2 separate regions of the Mus musculus genome follow, and region 2 is linked to region 1. A link is a loop called in an ENCODE intact Hi-C map of the cell type or tissue named here. Cell type or tissue: gastrocnemius. All regions are shown on one strand. Each heading gives the region's core, and the rest is flanking DNA. Links, peaks and the distances in the headings are about the cores only. Region 1 holds the start of Ntsr2 (neurotensin receptor 2). Region 2 overlaps Lpin1 (lipin 1).

Evidence for each region. A loop is a pair of places that touch in the nucleus more often than their neighbours do. Peaks named below come from ENCODE experiments on the same cell type or tissue, not always from the same donor. Only the 100,000 strongest peaks of a DNase experiment are listed, where the experiment ranks them.
Region 2: it touches region 1 in a loop (3-fold over the local background); 5 of 42 quality-filtered maps call a loop at or near these places.

What each region holds. Positions count from the first base shown.
Region 1 is chr12:16,649,725-16,657,923 of GRCm38, forward strand. It overlaps Ntsr2 (neurotensin receptor 2), which reads left to right and starts at 3,746. Exons shown (of 4, transcript NM_008747.2): 1 at 3,746-4,399; 2 at 6,873-7,146. The coding sequence starts at 3,776. It also overlaps a transcript of Lpin1 not described here. In gastrocnemius, for the core only: a CTCF peak has its summit at 4,235; DNase peaks (open chromatin) are centred at 4,006 and 4,171; H3K4me3 peaks cover 915 bases; H3K27ac peaks cover 1,338 bases.
Region 2 is chr12:16,560,241-16,568,439 of GRCm38, forward strand. It overlaps Lpin1 (lipin 1), which reads right to left. Exons shown (of 21, transcript NM_015763.4): 7 at 8,150-8,199; 8 at 5,151-5,457; 9 at 4,286-4,379; 10 at 3,382-3,572; 11 at 2,123-2,216; 12 at 742-811. Among named protein-coding and RNA genes, the nearest start is that of Lpin1, 25 kb to the right of the region's middle. In gastrocnemius, for the core only: a CTCF peak has its summit at 3,347 (motif pointing right); DNase peaks (open chromatin) are centred at 2,639 and 3,367; H3K27ac peaks cover 2,732 bases.

The DNA.
Region 1 (8,199 bases), core at 1,425-6,424:
GTCAGATTGGGGTTCCACCCTGGGCCTCTCTGTCCCTACCCACTCAGCAGGGACACCCTGGGCCTTCCTTACCCTGAGGAGGTTGGGTGTGCACAGTTCACAGCAGGCACCCCACCACTACGACATGGACTCCTGTCCACATCTGAATGTTCTGAAAGGCCTTTAAGTGCAAGAGAAAAAAAAATGCCAACTCCCCGGGACACTTCCGCTAATCTGGGTCACCACTCATCTTACTATTTTTAATTTGTCCTGTCAAGTTATTTTAGGAACCTCATGACTGACAGGTGATAAGATTGTACCTGTCAGGTTCAGCACTGGCCCACAGGCTGATGAGAAGACCAGCACATGTAGCCTGTGCATCTGGATGCCTGGACACTGCACTGTGAGGAAGGCAGAGTGGGCTGCATCTCCGCCATTGTCCCCGGAGTTCCAAACCTATCACAGGGCTTTCACACACACTGGCAACTTGCTAAAAGTGACAGAGTTCGTGGTGACACATGTCTCACTGCGGATTAGACAGCTGGGAGTTTGCACTGGGTAGGTGTTGTGGGTTTGGTCTAATGCTGCTTGTATTCTGCTAATTATGTTCCCCCAAAAACCTGTTTGCAGTGTCTCACATGTAAGACACTGAGGGACCCTGCCCACATTTGGTTCTGATTGGTAAATAAAGATGCCGACAGCCAATGGCTGGGCAGGGCAGACAGAAGTGGGACTTTTAGGATTCCTGGCTAGGAACAGAAAGAGGAAGGGAGAGAGAGATCCCCCATGCCAAGAGAAGGGACTTAGATGCCACACCTGAGAGGCATAGGACAGAGAACATAGATCCTACACCTTGTAGGAGTCAGGAGATCACAGCCCAAGAGGGTTACACATCTAGGGCTAGGTCAGCAAGGATGTAATATAGATTTTAGTAATTTGGGAATATCGGAGGGTGGACTAGCCATGTGAAGGTTAGGAAGTGGTCCAGCCATTGAGCTATTTAAGGCTTATATGTTGCCGATGCCGGGATTGAATTAAGTAGTGTTAAATGGGGAGTTACAGTTAGGTAGCATGCCAAGAACAGGGAAGTGACCACCAATGAGGCTCAAGCATGGGCTCAACATTGGGGTGAAACTACAGCCAGAACCATGCAGCTCTTATCCATCTCTGTCCCCTAGAATCTGGCAGGGCTTAGGGGGACTTGCTCGACCTCCAGCAGCCTTTTCTTTCCCATCTGGCCTCCATCAACATACCCCTGGGCTTTTAAGCGTGTGCGACCACATTTGGCATTCTCACTTGGGTTTTGAAGATGGAATTGGAGTCCTCATATTCGCCAGAGCTCTTCTTATGTGACACTTAGACTGTGCCCAGGAGGGCTGTTATCTGTGAGTCCATGCCTTGCCGTCCTCACCACCACTGGGACACCTCAGGTCTGTGTCCTCAGCCCTAAAAGCTCGGTTCTATTTTGAACATCACCAGTTGCAGAAGTCTCTAACTTTTTAGGATAGCACACTGATTTCACCCATGATTTCTGCCATGATTTCACCCTTCTCATGCTTGTCCCCTGCCAAGGCCAAGACTTCTCCGACATCACAGAATGATTTCTTCTTCTTCTAACTTTTGAGGGGATAGCTTAGTGTGTGGGGATGACATTGCTGGGGTCATTCTGAGAGCCACACATAACTCCACAAACTTTCTTGGGGTTAGACAGGAATTTCCAGGTGAAGAGTCGGCCAGTTCACAGGCCACAATGGGGGCAATTTCAACAGAGTTCTCTCGTCCAGCCCCCTTATTACACACTCTGAATGTGCCAGGGAGGGTCTGTTATTTGTGTCTCAAATCATAACAAGCACAGCAGTCTCTCAGGGTGAGGTGCAGACTTAATTCACTTTTGGCATTGTAAACCAGCTAACTGACACGCAGTTACACTGCATAAGGTATGTTTGAGCAAATAGCGATGCATGAATCAGCCAGTGCCCAGCATTGTAATGGGTCCCACGGGGGACAGGAGGGAATGGCTTTCATAATGCAAATCCAGAAATATTTCATGGGTTATAGTTACATAGCCACAGTGTCTGCTCTGGGTTGGTAGAAGAGTCCCTGCGGTAGAAGTATGGTTAGTTGGCAGCTTCGGGAGGTAAAGCCAATGTTTTGTTTAATAAAGGCATTTACAGTAAATATAGCCCTTCAAGATGTGCTTATGTTTGAGCTGAGCAAGCGCATTGTATTAGCTACTTTCAGGGATGCTCAGACAAACCTGACAAGAGCATCTTCAGGGAAGAGAGGCTTTGGTTCTGCTCCGCAACGCTGTGCTTCTCTGTATCTGCCTGCGTGCTCATCTCTCCAACTCTGGTTTGGAGATAAAGGCATGGAGTGCGTGTTGTTCCCCGTCCATTCCCCACCTCAGAAGCCTTCCCATATAGAAGGAGAATAAATCTCAGTTTCATTGTGGATATGGATCTGGAAGAAGATGAAACTGATTGTCACTGGGCCATACAACCTGTGAGGTTGGAAAAACAGAATCCGGAGGTATGGGTGTCAATCTAATTCTGTCCCCAGTAGACACTAGACCTCCTCTGAACAGGAAGATGGGTATCCAAAAAGTCTTCCAGCTCCAGAGTTCTCATTTCTTCATGAGCTCACAAATACGCACAGTTTAACAGATTTAACACACACTCGTCCCTCTGCTCTGAGGGTGACATCCTGGGACAGTGTGATACCAGGAGGGTGCGTGCACTGGCCACCTTCTTGAGGTTATTACTGCGACAGAGTGTCATAGTTAGGGTTGTACTGCTGTGAACAGACACCATGACCAAGGCAACTCTTATAAAGACAACTTTTAATTGGGGCTGGCTTACAGGTTCAGATGTTTAGTCCATTATTATCAAGTCAGGAGCATGGCAGCATCCAGGCAGGCATGGTACAGGCAGAGCTGAGAGTTTTACATCTTCATCTGAAGGCTGCTATGAGAAGACTAACCTCCAGGCAGCTAAGATGAGGGTCTTATAGCCCACACGCACAGTGACAAACCTACTCCAACAAGGCTATGCCTTTTTTTGTTTTTTGTTTTTTGTTTTTTGTTTTTTGTTTTTCTGAGACAGGGTTGGCTGTCCTGGAACTCACTCTGTAGACCAGACTGGCATCGAACTCAGAAATTCGTCTGCCTCCCAAGTACTGGGATTAAAGGTGTATGCCACCATGCCCGGCTAAGGCCACGCCTTCTAATAGTGCCACTCCCTGGGCCAAGCACATACAAACCATCACACAGAGGCAGCCAGGTTAATGAGAGCAAAGTTGCTGAAGCCTGGCAAAGCCTTCTCTGAGCTGTCTCTTTCTCAGATTGCTCATAGAAATGACAACAAACAGACGGGGGTGAGGGATGTTGCGAAGTTCAAATTGTGTCTGTCTGTCTGTACTGTAGCTTGAGCATCTGCCTGCCAATTAACTCATTTGATCCCTAGAGAAATTCTGCAGCATGGGTAGTATTTTAAAGTTGAAAAGCAATGGGGTGGGGACAGAGGGCTTTTAAAAACCTACCCACGGGTCACATGGCTTACCAGCAATGCCATCCAGGTGAACCTCAAAGGATGTCCTCCCCCACCTTCTTCCACCAACACGTGCTTTTCTGGATGAGCCAAATGGCAGAAAGATTGAAGACTGATTCTGGAACTCCCTCCAGAGGCGTGTCCTCCCAGTTTTGGAGGTTCCCAGAAAGGAGGTGGTGCTGGCTCCCCGGGCAGCTAGCCCAGGCTCTGGGCAGTGAGAGGGAGGGAGATCAGGCCACCACGAGACAGAGATGGAGACCAGCAGCCTGTGGCCCCCGAGGCCCAGCCCCAGTGCAGGGCTGAGCCTGGAGGCGCGGCTGGGCGTGGACACTCGCCTCTGGGCCAAGGTGCTGTTCACCGCGCTCTATTCGCTCATCTTCGCGCTTGGCACAGCCGGCAATGCGCTGTCCGTGCACGTGGTGCTGAAGGCGCGGGCGGGTCGCCCCGGGCGCCTGCGCTACCACGTGCTCAGCCTGGCACTGTCAGCCCTGCTGCTACTGCTGATCAGCGTGCCCATGGAGCTCTACAACTTCGTGTGGTCCCACTACCCCTGGGTCTTCGGCGATCTCGGCTGTCGTGGCTATTACTTCGTGCGTGAGCTGTGCGCCTACGCCACGGTGCTGAGCGTGGCCAGCCTGAGCGCAGAGCGCTGCCTGGCCGTGTGCCAGCCGCTGCGCGCCCGCCGCCTGCTCACCCCGCGCCGCACCCGCCGCCTGCTGTCACTAGTCTGGGTCGCCTCTCTGGGCCTTGCCCTGCCCATGGCGGTTATCATGGGACAGAAGCACGAAATGGAGAGGGCCGACGGGGAGCCTGAGCCTGCCTCGCGTGTGTGCACGGTGCTAGTAAGTCGCGCCACGCTCCAGGTCTTCATCCAGGTAAGGGAGTGGGGAGTGGGGTACAGTAGAAGGGGAAACCTATGTCCTACAGTTAGCCTTTAACACACACACACACACACACACACACACACACACACACACACACACACACACACACACTGGGGTAGTGAAAGAAACTAAAGCAACTCCTCCAGGGTCCTTCCCAGATATTCAAAGGACCAAGGAAGGGTGCAAGCAGCATCCCTTCACTACCCGTGAGCACACAGAGGATCTGGAAGGGTAAACATGTGAAAGTGCAGAAAGGCATGCTGGCTGGTGCATCAGGACATGTGTGGGATTAGGGGCTGCATAGATGACTGGACCATCATATCTTCTGCATTGAATTCCTGGCCAGGTGTGGACTGGAGTCTTGCAGCTATTGCTTGAGATTTTCAAGTCCGGGTGTGCCAGAACAATGGATTAGACTAGGGGCACACATATGGTGGTAGAACAGAAGGGTTTGTCAGGAAGAAAAACACTTGCACAACTGAAGTGGATACAGAGCAGAAGAGGAGGGAGCTGTTAGAAGCTCAAGGGCACTGGCCAGGAGTAGAGTATGTGCCATTTGCACAGCACCTGCCTTCTCCCACATTTATAATCCATGAGCTTTTTCTACTGTTTTGTCTCTTATGTGTAGCTGTTGGTGAGGGTCCCCAGCCTTTCTCTGCCATTGGTTTCTTTCATATTAATCTTGATACCTCTTTCTCTCCACCCTATTCTCTTGCCACAGTACAAGGCTGCGGTGCCTGGCATAAAGCTCCTTTTCTCTGCACCATCCTGTGTGTATCATCTGGGTCTGGTGGGCAGGAAGGGAGGAGTCTAGGACCTATTCATCCGTCCTTCACTTACCACCTCCCTCTTCACCCAAGAGAAACCATGGAAAGAGCCAATTGTGCCCATGTTTAACCATGTCCTACGGGGCTGCCTTTTCCCTATCTGGTTCAAGTTCTTCTTGAATGGGGACAAGGGGACCAAATGCCTAACAATAGTTTGCTGGTAATGGATTTGCTTTAAAAGGAGTTTGGCATTTGAAACATCATGTCCATCTCTAGAAAGAGAGTTCAGCCATTATCTGGGAGGAAGGGAGGGAGTCCAAGGAAACTGAAGGGTTCCAGTTGGGACACTGTTGGAAGAAACTTCAAGTTAAGAAAAGGATTCAGGACAGGGATGGTGAGGAAAACAGGGACACTGAGTCAGAATTATCAATTTGCTGGCTCCCAGGAGGCCCTATTTCTGTTCTCTGTCCCTGTTGGGGCAGAACGGAGTGCTTGTCTGTTGGTGTGTGTCATTCACATGCCCAGATTTGCATGGATGTCAAAAAGAAGGCATAGATGTCATGAAAATAATTAAATGTGACCTCATGAAGGTGTCAGCGATAGGGCACAGCAGATCCTCACTATGTGTCCTCTTCTCTCCTTCCCCACTTATGCTCTAGAGACCTGATCTCTAGTTTTCCTTCCCACTGAAGCACCTAACCTGGGCCACCTGAGGGCTTTATCCCATGACCCGATGCAGCCTTTCCCCCTTCCCCTCTCTGCATCCTGTCCTCATGTAGTCTTTCCATAAGCATATGAATAAGACGTCCAACCTGCAGGCGCTACCCATTGGCCTCTAGGAAAATCACTAAAAGAATGAGTAGAGAGAAAGTTCCCACAGGCCACTCCCTCTGCTGTCTTTGCCCTGGGTATGTCCAGGTGGCCCCACTTCACTGGGAACTCATAGTGACCCAGCTCTGGCACGGACTCCCTTTTGCCACATGGCTCTGGATACTGTTGTTCTCCTTGCTGGGTAGATTGAGAGGCACTTCCCAGAGCTAACACTTATTGCAACCTCTTGGCCTGATTCCCAACATCTGAGGTGTGATAATGGACTGTGATTTTTTAAAAAAAGATTCATTTAAATTTTAATCACGTGTATACGTCTGGGTATATGGGTATGTCCACATGAGTGCAGGTGCCTGCAGAGGCCGAAAGAGGACATCAGATTCCCTAGGGCCAGAATTACAGGCTGTTGTGAGCTCCCCAGTGTGGGTGTTGGGGACAGAACTCTGGTGTTTTCCAAGAGCAGTAAGTGCTCTTAACCACCGAACCATCTCTCCAGCCCACAGATTGTTGTTTTTAAATGAAAGTATCTATCAAGTGGGAGCCATTTGAATATAAAGGCTGAAAAGCTGGGGCACTCAGGGTCCTGTTTCCAGAGCTGAGAACAAAGTGGGTTGAGGAGACTGAGCACCCAGTGATGTGTCTGTTTCCTTGGAAAGAATTTGATTCCTGTACATAGGGAAGTATGGCTTCTCTGTGACCTTGGGCTTGCAATGTAGCATTGCAGTTCTGAGACTTTCCTTAGATTTGCCTTCCAGGACGTTGATCCCCCTACTTCTGTTGATGCAGATTCTTAACACAGAGCAAACCTGATGTCCAGAGCCATAGGCCTTTGGTGGCTGCCCCCATAACACTCGGCATTACCTTCACAGGTGAACGTGCTGGTCTCCTTCGTTCTCCCCTTGGCACTCACTGCTTTTCTGAATGGGATCACTGTCAACCACCTGGTGGCCCTCTACTCCCAGGTACCATCAGCTTCTGCCCAAGTCAACTCCATCCCCAGCCGCCTGGAGCTCCTGAGTGAGGAAGGCCTCCTGGGCTTCATCACATGGAGAAAGACCCTCTCCCTGGGGGTCCAAGCCAGCCTGGTGAGACACAAGGATGCCAGCCAGATCCGCAGCCTCCAGCACAGCGCCCAGGTTCTCAGTTAAGTCCTCTACCACAATACCCTGAGGGAGAGGAGCCCAGGACCAGGGATTGTGTCCATCAGTTCCTGGCTAGATGACCTTGGCAAGCTACTGCCCCTCTCTAGGCCCCCTTCTTCCTGTACCTCAAAAGCACAACGGGATAGTTAAAAGAAAGAACTGGAATTTTATGCATGAAATTACAGGTCCACACAGGGAGTGGCATACCCACACAGGAGGGTCTTGGCTCTGTTTCAGAAAGTTGGGCTGTGTGGGAAAGCCAAAAGTAGTTCCAGTGAAGGACTGCAGTCTGCCTATTGTGGATTCTCAGACTGGCTGGGTCCCCATATCCCATTTTCCTCTAGCACTCCCCTCTCCTGCTCACAGCATTCATCTGTTTGCTTGCTTGCCTTTGTAAGGATCCAGAACAATCTGGCCTTGTAAGAAACACTTTTTAAAGGGACAGGAAAACCGGTCTCTCCAAGTGCCCATCTGCCCTAGTTGAAATCTGGGCACCAGCTGAAGTCTGGGAGGATCCAATGAGGCAGATCTGTGTTCTTTGATCCAATGAGGCAGATCTGTGATCTTTGATCCAATGAGGCAGATCTGTGATCTTTGCAGCATCCCCATCTTGTGGGAAAAGATGTAAGTGCTGAGTGCACTGGATGTGATGAGTCACACATAGTCAGCCCAGGAAGGTGTCAGGCTTCACTTTGTAGTCGCTGAGCAGAACGGTCCAAGAACCAATGTCTGGAAGATCTGTTGTCTTCATAGCTCTTTGGCATACAGGCCAAATCGTACTCCTAAACTTCAAGGTCTGTGGCAGTGATCCAGGACATTGTAAGGGCCAGAGTGCAGGGCCCAGCCATGAGATTCCAACCCAAGAGGCCTTGAGTGGGTTGATGAATTTGAATTCCTACCAGAATACCAGTTAATGCTACTGCTGCAGGGATCACAAAGGGTAATAGGTGGGTGGTTGCTCATGTGGGAGAGAGAAGGCTGTCAGAGTCCAGAGGGAAGGAGACAGAAGCTTCATAAGGTAGCAGCCGTGAGGACAAGGAAGAAACAGAGTGAC
Region 2 (8,199 bases), core at 1,370-6,369, 90 kb before region 1:
TGAAAAGGGCTACCAAACACACAGCCACCACCACAAGCTACAGCACACACAAAAGGCACACCCAGGCTAAACAAAGTGAGATTTGACCTCCAAAACCTCAGACTTGGGAAAGATCTAACAGACTGCAACAGCCTTGGCTGTCAGGAACCAGCCCGTCTAAAACTGTGACTCCACAGCCCAAAGAGCATGCCCAAAATCTAGAAGGAAGACGACACAGAAGACATGAGCAATTCTAGGCAAGTGGAGAAGGAGGTGAACACTGTGGGGCTGGCAGGGCTGCCTTCCTCATCCAGCTCTGGCTTGCAGCCACTCCCCTGTTCTCATACGCAGGCCAGGAGCTACTCGAGTCCCATCCTCAGCCCTGCCTTGGAGGAGCAGCCACTGGACTGGCTTCTTAGAGACACCTGTTGACAGTCATGACCTGTGCATGTGCCCCGGGGTCTACTCCTGCCTTTCCACAAGTATGCTTTCCCTCTGCAACTTCCCTTGTTTCTGCATCCTGGTGTGTGCCACTCTAGGTGTTGGGAGTGGGAGCAAGAACCTACATTACCATGATTTACAAACTCTTGCCCTGGTGAGGGAGGGAAGTAGGGTCAGGTGCAAGAGAGGGAGATCGGAAACACTGACATGGGAACTCCTGAGCATCAAGACACCATGGCCTCAGGTTTCCCAAGTCAAGCTACGATTCCCCATTAACCTGTCCCTCCCCAAACCCCTTTTCTTAATCATGTTAGCGCTCACCTTTGGCAAAGGTTTCTGGAAAGCCTGCATCGCCAGAAGTAGAGGAGCTGCTGTTGTCCAGTTGTAATACCTAGCGAGACAAGGAAATGGTGTCAGAAGAGGGGGCCATGTCTACTGTCACGTGGGATGTCACAGAACAGGTGGACCCCAGTGATGCCTTTCACCAAGACTTCTGCACTGATCCTGTCTACACAATGCCTCCCTCCCTCCTGTTCACCTCACAGCTATGGTGAGGGTGGAGGATCAGCAGCAGACAAGGTGGTGAGGGTGGACAGACAGACATGCCACTAGCTGGGCAGCAGCCAAGTCCCACTGTGATCCTTGCTCCAAGCCATGACCTACTGACCTCCATGGAAAAGGGACAGGCAACTACTCCATAACCTCCTGAGACAACACATAAAAAAGCCACTTGTCACCTCATCTCAGTGGGGAAAGTCTACCAACAGTCAGTAGAGGTCACTGCACACCACAGACCTCGGATGGCAATAAACTAACATCTCTAAACTTAAGGGCAGCTGTGCCTATGCATAGGACCAGATAGTCAAAGCCCCAGAGTCTGGGCACCACCCCTGACACTGTCAATTTCAACTTCTGGTGCAAGCACATATTAAAATTCCCAAGATGGGGCTGGGGCGACAGCTCAGTAAGTAAGGTGCATGCCCTCAAAGACTCTGACTTCAGATCCCCAGCTCCCACATTAAAAAGCCAAGCCTGGTGACACAGACCTGTAACTCCAGTGCTAGGGAAGTGTGGAAGCAGAGGGATGCCTGGGGATTGCCTGTCATCCAGTCAGGCCAAACCAGCAAGTTCCAGATTCAGTGGGAGACCCCATCTCAAAAATAAGGTAGGAGACTGGGTATGGTGCCAACCACCTTTAATCCCAGCAACTAGAGAGGCAGAGGTAGGCAGATCTCAGGGAGTTTGAAGCCAACATGGTCTACATAGTTCCAGGACAGCTAGGACTACACAGAGAGACCCTGCCTCAAAAAAAAAACAAAAAAAAACAAAAAAAGATAGAGTGCTCAAAGATGACAGATAATGTGTACCTCTGGCCTCCTCATACATACATACATACATACATACATACATACATACATACATATGACACATGCACAGACACACCATATATACACACCACACATATTTACTTACATAAAACACACACACACATACACGTGCACACACCGACAGACACCGACACACACACACACACACACACACACACACACACACTCCCCAAGACTCGCAATAATCTCAACCCAGCAGCTGCATGGGAACATAAAATTTTCCAAATGATAAAGGGCAACAGTTAAGTTTAACAAAGACTTTGTTAAGGCCTGACGGAAGGCCTGACACGGTGCCACTGTCAACAAGAACTCACTTATTGCCAACCTTGACCACGAGGTTGGGGTCATCGATGATAGCAGGGTTGTCGGCAAATTGCTGATATGACACGGCTTGTTCCAAAAATGCATCTGTGGTAGCAACGGTAGGACAGGAGGGGGGAATCACAAAATGTGTTTCTTAAAGAAACAGGCCAATTTTCAGCAGACTCATCCCCATGTTGTTTCCCTGGGAGGTTACAAACAGCACTACAGACAGTCCTACAAATCCTACAAAATACAACAGGAAAGAGGGAGCCCGGCTTGATGTTTTAATTGGGGGGAGGGGGTATTAAGATATCAACAAACATGGGAGTGGAGCCGGCATGTAGAAGCGGAGAATGTTTACCAGGGATGCCAGCTTGAGTCACTTTCGCTGTGGTAACCTGAGACAAGTGACTGAACTCCCAGGCCTCAGAGACCGTGCCCTTAGCATGTGCATCATGGTCCTTTAAGTGAGGGAGGATGGCACTCGGCATCCTGCCCAAAGTGAGGCCTTGGGCAGTGTTGGCAGCTGCACGGCCAATGACTGTCACCTATGCCAAGTGCGGGAGCTCGAGCCCTGTAGGGCCTGCTGCTGACCACGCTCATTCTCGCTCATCCTTGGAGGTGCCAGCCTCCCCAAGCTCAGGGCAGGCCCTCCAGGTGGGAATGCTATGGGAGCAGAAGGCCCAGAGAGCCTCTGAGGGTCTGGCTGAAGACACTGACTTCCTTCACCTTCCCTGCCCAGTGGGGCCATGCCTTGGGCCTATCATGGGGTGCCCAGACCTTTCTTTCCAGTATGGCAGACGGTGTGCGTAAATCACTAAGGCCCTACTAGTAGTGCAGCCTCTGGAACCCAGGAGGGGAACATTTCCAGAATTCCCCAAACTGACTCAACCGCCCTCTCCCTCCTCTAGGACCTGAGATTTCACACACACTCCCAACATTACAGAGCTACTGATGTGACCCCTACGCTGTCCCCCAACAGGATTGCCTTGAACACTCTTCAGGGCTGGCCCTGGACACAGGGGACACCCACTTGTGCTCACGATCATCTCTGAGAATAAACAGCCCCAACAGCCTTCTTGCTGCCTAAAGGCCCTTGCACCCTGACAAAATTCTAACTGTAACCAGACTCGTGTGGGGCCAGAGACCGGTGAACCTTCCTCTTTCTCTCCAGCTCACCCAGGAGCTGGAGAACTGATCCTAGAGTTCTCAGCTCCCGGATCTTCTGACCAGTGGCCACAAGAGGGTGCTGTCCCATACAGCCTAGTACCTTTGGTGATCTCTCTGTGGTCACTGAGGCCACCGCAGAGGGAGATGGCGATGGATGGCAGGTCCCTCAGGCTGTCGGAGGTGCTCTCCACACCACTGTCGATGCCCGAGCCTCCCACAGACTGTGGTGACTGGTTGGCTGACCTGGCTCCGTTGTCACTGGCTTGTTTGGGGAGCCCACCAGGATCCCCACTGAAAGGAGAGAGAAGCTGTCCTGAGCATCCCGCCTTCCTCACTCTGACTATTATACCAAATGACCCTCCAGACAGCTGCACCAAAAAGGAGCAATTGCTACCTACCACCTCAGGGCAGCTTTGCCATCAACACATCGGAATAGACGTCAAAGTAAAGGCTGGCTCAGGAGGGCCTGTCACATTCTCCTGTGATACTCCAAACCTCAGTGAAAGTGTGTGTGTGAGAGGCCACTGTTACCCACCAGAGCACTGGCTCTCCTTATATCCAAAGGGACCCTCTCTCTGTCTCTCTCTGTCTCTCTCTGTCTCTCTCTGTCTCTCTCTCTCTCACTCACTCACTTAGATGGTGGGCCACTGCTCACTGCAACCCAGACTCAGGCTCCTTCATGGAATAGCCTTGAACTCACATTCCTGTAGAGAGGGTACAGGGCAGCCACATGTCCCTACACACACACACACACACACACACACACAGAGAGAGAGAGAGAGAGAGAGAGAGAGAGAGAGAGAGAGAGAGAGTGTCTTAAACTGGCCCTTCTCAGACTACAAAAAATGGTATCATCCATTATGACAGATAGTGATATGATAGCTCAACCCTGCAATGCAAGCCCTCAAGAAGTTGAGGCAGCAGGACCACCACGATTCAAGGATACCCTAGACTTGAATCCAGTCTAAAAATAAAGTAGTCTGAGCAATGAAAAGAACTTTTACTTCTTGGGGAAATACAGGGCTGCCACTTCAGGGTCCATGTCCGTGAGGTCGTCCAGATAAACACCATCAGCTCCAAGGTGTCGGCTCCGTTTATCTGAAAGAGTACATGGAATGGATCAGAAATGTGTTAGCCCAGAAACCAACTCAGGAGCTCCATCTCCAAGAACAGCGTCCGAGCCCAAAGTGCAGTACCATGGCTGCCTCCCCGTCCCCTCCCTTTCCCCGTGCCCCTCCCCGCATGAGCCACACACCGAGATGCCAACAAGTGCACTGCAGAACTCCCTTCTGCACGTCCCAGAGGGAGTGACATCACAGCACTCATCCACAGAGGGCCTGACGGGTTTTAGTCCCTCAACAGTAAAGCTGTCGCTATGATTACCTTAATTGATAGCTGCAGACAACAAAACCTTGCCTGAACACTTCCCTGCTGACACTCTAAGACACAGCATCCCTATGGCTGCATGATGGGTCCTGGGGCACTGTGTTCACAGACTTCCTCTCCACTTCATGCTGGGAACTGTGTGGCTGGCCCATACCAACCCACAGTGCTGCACAGTGCTACCTGGCTAACTGGGGTGAGGCTGTGTCATCACTACTTGGCACCGGTGTAAGCTGGTCAGACATCACTGTCCCTGTCACGGTTGGGAACCACGGATCTCTAACACTGCTAAGCATGTCTGGCCTCACACTAGGACAAGGGGCACTCAATCTCCTCACGAGTCGAGAAAGCACAGGTTGAAGATTAAACACAACAGATGCCGTGGGCCTGGGTCTTCTGTGATATATTTGAAACTTTGCATGAGGCTGGAGTGTCTCTGGTGTGCAGCCTGGAAGTACGTGGGGAGCCCCATGCTCGGCTTCATACCTTTCTTCCTGGAAGGGGAATCTGTCTTGCTCGACGACTGTGCGGTGTTGGGATATGGGGCCTTGAGCTCTTCGGCCACGGGTGAAGGTGGGGCTGCCGCCCCCAAGGACTCGAGATCCTCCTCGTTCACAAACTGCATTTCCGTCTGGGCCTTACTCTGGTGGATGAGCAGTCCCCGGGCCATTGTTGGCGACTGGTCACTAAAAGTATCTGAAGACTCGCTGTGAATGGCCTGAAAATTCATTTTATCAGGAGTCTTCCGGCTCCCTAAGGGGCTGGACTCTTTCATCTTGTGTGGAGAAGAGGACTAAGGAAGGAGAGACAAAAGAGGGAAGGGGGCTTTGAGGAATGCTGAAAGCCCAGGCAAAGAGAAAAGCTAGGAAGTTAAACAACAGGAGGTCAGTTAACAGTCCGTGGCACCCGCCTAGAGAACCCAAGAGCAGGATCTCCGAAGCTTGCAGAGAGAACATCGTGGCCCTGGTAGCTTCTCTTTCTCGTGGCAAATGCTGCCCCAAACACATGGGTCCCAGGTTTTCACCTGCATTGCCAAGGCTGAGCAGCCAGAGAGCACACAAGTGTCTTTGGGAGGGGTGGCATGGCACGGTGGGAGCTGTGGACACTTGGGTCCAAAACTGAATCGAAGACAAGGAGGAGGGACACTGTTGCTGGCTATGACAACTCTGATCCATCTACCTCGTGTGCACCTTCACGGGGCCATCCCTGCTGCAGAGCAGGAGCCCCCGCCCACACGGGAAGTGGGTCTCACGGTAGGACATCCTTCAGAAATGAGAATAAATGCATCCCATCTATGCAGGACAGTGTGGGGAAGGGATCCTGCAAGAGCAATCTCTGTTACCACAGAGCAGGAGGGTGGGCACTCAGCATGGACAGCAGCTAGAACGGGTAAGGCTCTCCCTGCTGCTGGCCACGCGCAGTCTCTCTGGGACCTGGGATCAGGATGCATCGATATGCACCCACTGTGCAAATACAGAGCTGCTTACTTAAAACCTGCATCTCTCTAGACACACCTATCAGATTTCACTAAACTTTCTCCCCAAAAATGGGACTGGAGAAGACATGGTGGTGATCAGTTTGCACCAGAGGGAATTTACCATGCAGACATCTGCAGTTACAAAAAAAGGAAGACAAACGAAAACTGATGCGCACAGGCAGGCCCTCCCTAGCTGATATCCCTGGGCCCCTCACAGACAGAACCAGGCCACGGTAGGTAGATCTGCAGTTAGAGCTGCTTGGCCAGAAGCAGCCAGGTCTGCACTGTCACACTAGCTCTCCAGCAACTGCTGAGGGGGATGTGTTAGGATGGCTGGCTGGACCAGTCCTGAGGCTCACAGACAGAGATTAGAACTCTCCACAGAAGCGCAATACAGCCTGGAAGGGGAAAGAAGCCACCCATAACCAGCCACAAGAGACCCACTCTCTGCATTCACTCATGCACTCATTACATGCACTGAACGGAACTTCAAGGGACCATAATATCCTCTAAGAACCTTGTGATATAGATTTAATGTATATGTAAACGTGTGTGTGTGTGTGTGTGTGTGTGTGTGTGTGTGTGTGTGTGTGTGTGTGTGTGTATACATACGTATTAGATATATCATAGACAGGGTCTTGCTATGTAGAACTTGCAAGACCAGGCCTATCTCTGACTCCCCCTCAAGTGTAGGGATTACAAGAATGCACCACCATATCCAGCCTTTATGATTTATTCTTAAAGGTGGAAATGAAATCATTTAAGATGTCTGTAATGCGCTGAAATATGAGGCACAGTGTCTTGAAACAAAATCCTGTCATCCTGTGTTCTTGGAAGTGTGCCTGATTTATTTATATATATATATAAATGTATATGTAAATATATATGTATGTATATGTGTGTGTATATATATATGTGTGTGTGTATGTATGTATATGTATATGTATATGTATATGTGTATGTATATGTATATGTATATGTATATGTATATGTATATATATATATATTACCAACTGTATATGTGAACTTTACAGGGTGAGAAGATGAGAAACCGAGGCACACCCAAGAAGGAAGAAAGGGAATACTGAGCTGGAGAGATGGTTCGTAAGTTGGGTTCCCAGTACCCACATCTGGTAGCCCAAGCTACCTAATCATAGCACACTACCTGGGACTCCAGCTCCAGGGAATCAATGCTCCTGGTCCCCTTGGGCGCTTGCATTTATATGCAAATGCACACCATGTACATCATTACAAAATATTTTTTAGAGAAGACTTGAGGAAGTGACTTCACACACCATCTCTTTCAGCTTATCTGTCTATTCATATATTTTACTGATAAGGATATGCAGGCTTCCCCATGTCCAAGATCACCTTGCTGTCAAGTGCAGTGGGGAACTCACACCCAAGGCAATGCGCCTCCCAGACCCTCCTGGCCTCTACCACACGGAGGTTTTCTCCATCTCCTCCGGGGTGTACAAAGGTTTAGGATCAAGACCTCACCAACTAGATGTTAGAACTATTCCCCACTGATGAGCTGCAAGCTTCGCACACTGCGGTCCACTGGCTTCTTCTCGTCCTTACACCGCACACACCCCCATCTCAGCCCCAGTGGCTTCTCTCTACAGGAGAGCCTAGCCTTCCTAGATAACAGCATTTCTTCCAAGGGGCTCAGATTGCACCGCTCCATTCCTACGACATGATACCTCTCTAACCACCATGGGCCTTGGGGAAGTAAGGCTGCAAAGAAGCTAGGGTCTGTACACAAGCTGCGTTATCTTCTTTACTGACTTTGCATTTTTATATTTAATATATATTTTATATTATATTTGCGATATACAGTGTAGGTTCTTTTGTTCAAAATACACAGCCACACCCTGCCCAGAGGCACACTTGCTGAGTCAGCACCCCGGGAGTCCATCCCTTTACAAAGCTGGGATGGTAATTCCACACAGATGGAGCTAACTTACACACCCTCGATGCACCGTAACACTGAGATTCAAAGGCTTACCTTTGCAGCCTGTGGCAATTCACCCCACAGCCAGAGCATTTCCAGGTTAT